Regions from separate parts of the Homo sapiens genome. Here region 1 is linked to region 2. A link is a loop called in an ENCODE intact Hi-C map of the cell type or tissue named here. Cell type or tissue: HepG2. All regions are shown on one strand. Links, peaks and the distances in the headings refer to the core of each region. The heading gives the core; the rest is flanking DNA.

What was found. Peaks named below come from ENCODE experiments on the same cell type or tissue, not always from the same donor. Only the 100,000 strongest peaks of a DNase experiment are listed, where the experiment ranks them.
Region 1: it touches region 2 in a loop (2.2-fold over the local background); 2 of 110 quality-filtered maps call a loop at or near these places.

What each region holds. Positions count from the first base shown.
Region 1 is chr14:34,562,584-34,565,425 of GRCh38, reverse strand. It overlaps SNX6 (sorting nexin 6), which reads left to right. Exons shown (of 14, transcript NM_152233.4): 14 at 2,251-2,842. The coding sequence ends at 2,304. Among named protein-coding and RNA genes, the nearest start is that of EAPP, 24 kb to the right of the region's middle. In HepG2, for the core only: a CTCF peak has its summit at 989 (motif pointing left); a DNase peak (open chromatin) is centred at 990.
Region 2 is chr14:34,628,438-34,631,315 of GRCh38, reverse strand. It overlaps SNX6 (sorting nexin 6), which reads left to right and starts at 1,168. Exons shown (of 14, transcript NM_152233.4): 1 at 1,168-1,205; 2 at 1,362-1,409. The coding sequence starts at 1,200. RefSeq lists an enhancer at 845-894 and a silencer at 1,065-1,414. In HepG2, for the core only: a CTCF peak has its summit at 1,576; DNase peaks (open chromatin) are centred at 1,105, 1,558 and 2,265; H3K4me3 peaks cover 2,250 bases; H3K27me3 peaks cover 347 bases.

The DNA of each region.
Region 1 (2,842 bases), core at 1-2,500, 66 kb after region 2:
CCCATTTTTAAATGGTTGGGTTTTTTTTTTCTTTAAGGTAGAATATGTCAGCCGGGCGCGGTGGCTCACGCCTGTAATCCCAGCACTTTGGGAGGCCAAGGCGGGCAGATCACGAGGTCAGGAGATCGAGACCATCCTGGCTACCACGGTGAAACCCCGTCTCTACTAAAAATACAAAAAATTAGCCGGGCGTGGTGGCGGGCGCCTGTAGTCCCAGCTACTCGGGAAGCTGAGGCAGGAGAATGGCGTGAACCCGGGAGACAGAGCTTGCAGCGAGCTGAGATCATGCCACTGCAGTCCAGCCTGGGTGACAGAGCAAGACTCCTTCTCCAAAAAAAAAAAAAAAAAGTCATGACATGTATTAAATGTATTAATTATGAAATTCAGATTTAAGTATCCGTAAGTAAAATTTTATTGGAACGCAGCCAAGTTCATTCATTTATGCTTGTGGCTGCTTTTATGTAGTAGCATAATGGAGTTGTTGAAACAGCCTAAAATACTTATTATTTAGCCTTTTACACAAAAAGTTTGCTGAGTCCTTCTAGAGATTGATGTCAGTGTCCAGTTTCCAGATTCTATACTTTTTTTTTTTTTTTTGATACTTAGTTTCACTCTTTTTGCCCCAGGCTGGAGTGCAGTGGCGTGATCTCAGCTCACTGCAACCTCTGCCTCCCGGGTTCAAGCAATTCTCCTGCCTCAGCCTCTCGAATAGCTGGGACACAGGTGCACACCACCACGCCCAGCTAATTTTTGTATTTTTAGTAGAGATAGGGTTTCACCATGTTGGCCAGGCGGGTCTCAAACTGCTGACCTCAGGTGATCCGCCTACCTCGGCTTCCCAGAGTGCTGGGATTGCAGGCGTGAACCACCGCGCCTGGCCAGATTCTATACTTTTTCAAGTTCTTTCTGACCTGAGTTCTCTGTATTTAGATTTCTGATAACTGTTCTATTAACAGTAGTACTCAACCAGAGGTGATTCTGCCCCCCAGAGGACATTTTGCAATATCTGGAGACATTTGTGGTTATCACAACTGGGTGTTCTATGGTTACTACCAGTACATGGTGGGCCAAGGATGCTGTTAAATATCCTACAGTGAAGGCTGGGTGCCATGGCTCACCCCTGTAATCCCAGCACTTTGGGAGGCCAAGGCGGGCAGATCACCTGAGGTCAGGGGTTCAAGACCAGCCTGGCCAACATAGTGTAACCCCGTCTCTACTAAAAATACAAAAAATTAGCCAGCGTGGTGGCACGCGCCTGTAATCTCAGCTACTCAGCAGGCTGAGCCAGAAGGATCGCTTGAACCCGGGAGGCAGAGGTTGCACTGAGCCAAGATCATGCCACTGCACTTTAGTCTGGGTGACAAAGCAAGACTCTGTCTCAAAACAAAGGCCAGCGCAGTGGCTCACGCCTGTAATCACAGCACTTTGGGAGGCTGAGGTAGGCGGATCACCTGAGATCAGGAGTTCAAAACCAGCCTGGCCAACATGGCAAAACCCCGTCTCTACTAAAAATACAAAAATTAGCTGAGCATGGTGGCAGACACCTGTAATCCCAGCTACTGGGGAGGCTGACGCAGGAGAATTACTTGAACCCAGGAGGCGGAGGTTACAGTGACCTGAGATGGTGCCATTGCACTCCAGTCTGGGCAACAGAGTGATACTCCATCTCAGAAAAAAAAAAAGAAAAAAAATTTACTGAAGAATCTGGTATGTAGAAAGTATTATTGTATGTGAAACAAATCATGTAATTTTATGTATTTAAACCTTTATGTGTATATAATGAATGGCTGTTTTAAAATTTCTAATATATCGATAAAGTCATATGACTTCTAACACTATATTTTTTTTTTCTTATTTTTTTTTTTTTGAGACGCAGTCTCACTCTTTCGCCCAGGGTGGAGTGCAGTGGCGCGATCTCTGCTCACTGCAAGCTCCGCTTCCCGGGTTCATGCCATTCTCTTGCCTCAGCATACCGAGTAGCTGGGACTACAGGTGCCAACCACCACGCCCGGCTAATTTTTTGTATTTTTTAGTAGAGATGGGGTTTCACTGTGTTAGCCAGGATGGTCTCGATCTCCTGACCTCGTGATCCACCCGCCTCGGCCTCCCAGAGTGCTGGGATTACAGGCATGAGCCACCGCGCCCGGCTTCTAACACTATATTTTATGTCGTTTCTAACTGTATTTTCAGTAGGAGTCTTCTGAATTGTTTGAAATAAAATTTGTAATTTATTTTTTCTTCCTTTTTTAGGGTAATCTACAGTTGCTGCAGAACTGCCTGGCAGTGTTAAATGGAGACACATAAGCCACACTCCGCCTTCCTGTTAAAAAGGGCTGCCTTCCTTCAAATTTTATTTTTGTTTTCTTAATGATGTTAAGCATTTATGCTCACTGGAAACAAACAAAAAGCAGCTGAAAAAGTGCATCAACTCCTCTTTTTCTGAGAAACATGGAGCAGCGCACGCCCAGGCGATGCCAGTCTGTGTGCCGTGATGCCGCACTGTGTTCCCCATGACAGTGGTCCATCATCGTGCACTCGTCATACTCAGAAGTCCAAAGTTCATTCTTCTTTAAAGTAGCCTCTATAACTCTGTTTATTTTATAAATAGTATTCCTTATGGCTGCCACTCTTATTTACCTTTAAATAATTTCTGAAATTTAACCTTTTCAGAATGCATTGTTGAAACAAGATAAAGATTGCCTTTTTTGAATTTTTTAAATTTTGTTTTTAAAAGCATATACCACCTTAGTTCATTCATGTATCCTGGTAAAGCATCTTAATCAGACTTATTTTTAATTACTGAATATTTCTTAGACGTTTTGGGACAGATTTTATGTAATCT
Region 2 (2,878 bases), core at 379-2,878:
CCTGGGCGACAGAGCGAGACTCTGTCTCAAAAAAAAAAAAAAAAGAGGTATGAAGGACAATCAATTGTAGAAGCCATAGGATTTGGTTGGATATGAGGAGTAAGGGAGATAAGGATTTATTTCTTTCTTTTTTTGAGACAGAGTCTTGCTCTGTTGCCCAGGCTGGAGTGCAGTGGTGCAATCTCGGCTCACTGCAACCTCTGCCTTCCAGGTTCAAGCGATTCTTTTGCTTCAGCCTCCCAAGTAGCTGAGATTACAGGCACGCGCCACCACGCCCGGCTAATTTTTGTATTTTTAGTAGAGACGGGGTTTCACCATGTTAGCCAGGATGGTCTCAAACTCCTGACCTCAGGTGATCCGCCCGCCTTGGCCTCCCAAAGTGCTGGAATTAGAGACGTGAGCCACAGCGCCCGGCCCCTAGAGTACGGATTTCAATGGGTTAAGGGTTTCTGGTCTGAACATCTGAAGATGCCTTTCCTTAACTGAATGCAAGCTCAGGAACGTGTAGATTCTAGGATTAAGTATGATTTTCTCCCGTTATTTGAAATGCCTGTGGATCCCGTGTGATGCTAACCACCTGGACAGTTAGAGTAGGTGTGGGGAAATTTCTTCTAACAAAGGAAAGGAATATTTTTGTAATGAAAACAGCTCATTTTTATAGTTCGCAACCATTAGTGCCCCAAACTCTGAGGTAGTTATTACCTCGCCAGCGGTAAAAGCTTGATTATAGTCCCTGATTACCGACTGTGTGAAGGTCCTTGTTTCCAGCAACTTCCATAGGCAAAATGATATTAATTGTGATTAATTATCGTGTGGCATAATACAAAGACCAGATGATGTATTATGGCTTCCGGAGGGCGCCTGCATCGTTTTTCGCTGGAGCCCTCGGGGCAGGGGAACTGGAGAGCTCCCTGGGTGGCCTTTGGCCCTTCCCTGGTCAGAGCCCGCCAGCTGCGAGGTGCCCCCAGCCATGAGGTCTGGGTCTTCAGGCTCTCCCGACTTCGGTGCCTTGACCTTGGGCAGAAGGCCCTGTTAACCTTCCTCGCTCACGGACTCGAGCGACCAGCGCCGGGGACGGGGCGGGCCGTCCTTAGGCCCCGCCCCTTCGCCTCCGCCCCGCCCCGCCCCGCTCCTGGCCGCCGGCTCCCTCCGGCAGCAGGGAGATGCGCGCCTGCGCCGGCCCTCGCCTCGGAGCAGCCATGATGGTGGGTGTTCTCCGCGGCGCCGAGTCCCGGGAGCGCGGTGGGGGCAGCGGGCGCGGGGCGGGCGCGGGGACCGCGCCAGCCTGTCACTAATGTCTCCCTTTGTGTCTCCCCCATCTCATCCTTTTCCCCGGCGCGCCGTGCCCGCCGACCCCACAGGAAGGCCTGGACGACGGCCCGGACTTCCTCTCAGAAGAGGACCGCGGAGTAAGTTCTGCCTTCCTTTCGCTCGCGGGACCCTGGACCCTCCTTCCCCATCCTGGGTCCCCGGGTGTGGTACGGGGATGGGTCCCCAGCCGCGCGGCACTCCCTCCCCGTAGTCCTCCTTTCGGTTTCCTCGCTGCACCGCGCCCCACCCTCCCGCAGCCCTTCCTCCCTAGGGGCCGCTCGGCTCCGATTCCCGGGGACCCGCGGCCGCTTTCTTGTCCCCCGCCGCTGTTCGGGCCTTCTGGTGGACCTCCACTCCCACGCGGGGCGGGGTGCAGGTGGCGAAGTGGAAATGGAGGCGGGAGATGGAACGCCCCCACCCTCCCTCGACACTTTGGGGCCATGAAAACCCATTCTCGGACCTTCCCAGCGGCACCCTCAATTTTCACCCGGTGTGGACATCTCGAACTTGCTCCCGCCCACCCTTCTGTCTCTCTCAAATAGTACAGGTGTAGTCTACATTACCATTTTGCAAGGATTTTTATAGTAGCCGAATCAACTCCTGTCCAGTGCCCTACTAGATTATGCAAAGTGCAGGTAGCCCATGGTATCTTTACTTTTTCTAATATCCAACAAATCCTGTCTTTGGCAGGATTTCCTTGGTGTTTTATTCCCCCTTAGCTTCTTTGAGGTATATTGACAAATACTGTTGATAATTGTATATACTTAAGGTATACATTATATTTTAATACACGAATACATTGTGAAATGAGTACCAAAATCAACCTGACATATCCATCACCTCACCTAGTTACCATTTTTTTTTGTGTGAGAACATTTGAGATCTAAGCAAATTTCAAGTATGTACCCTTTGACCAACATCGACGCTCCACCCACTCACCCCCCACATACACACTCCGCCAGGCCTTTGATAACCTCCATTCTGCCCTTGGTGTTCTGAGGTTAGTTGCATTCTACTTCAGAAAGAGCCTTCCGGGCTCTGATTCCTCCCTCCCACCCCACTCTCCACCCCCTTTTTCCTTGGCTGAAGGGTGGTAATCTTTATAGTCCCTTGTACAAGTGAGCACTTGGAAAATGTTGATATATGATAATTACCATTCAGCAAGGTTCCATGGTTCCTTCACATTTCACAGCCTGCACTTCAGTTTTCCCTTTTGCTTTTTCTTATCCGTTTTAATGTGAGAGAGACATCTGTTAGTGCATATTTGGTAGGTGATAAAATATTGTGGGATGTTATTGCTGTTTGTAATAACAGATGAGGTAGTTAGTATGAACTGATGACTTTTATAAAACTTTTATTTATTTATTTGGTTTTATGAGACAGTATCTCCCTTTGTTGCCCAGGCTGGAGTGCAGTGGCATGGTTATAGCTCACTGCAGCCTTGACCTCCTGGGCTTAAGTGATCCTCCCACCTCAGCCTCCCAAGTAGCTGGGACTACTGGCACGGGCCACCATGCCTAGCTGGGTTTTTGTTTGTTGGCTTTTTGAGACGGAGTCTTGCTCTGTC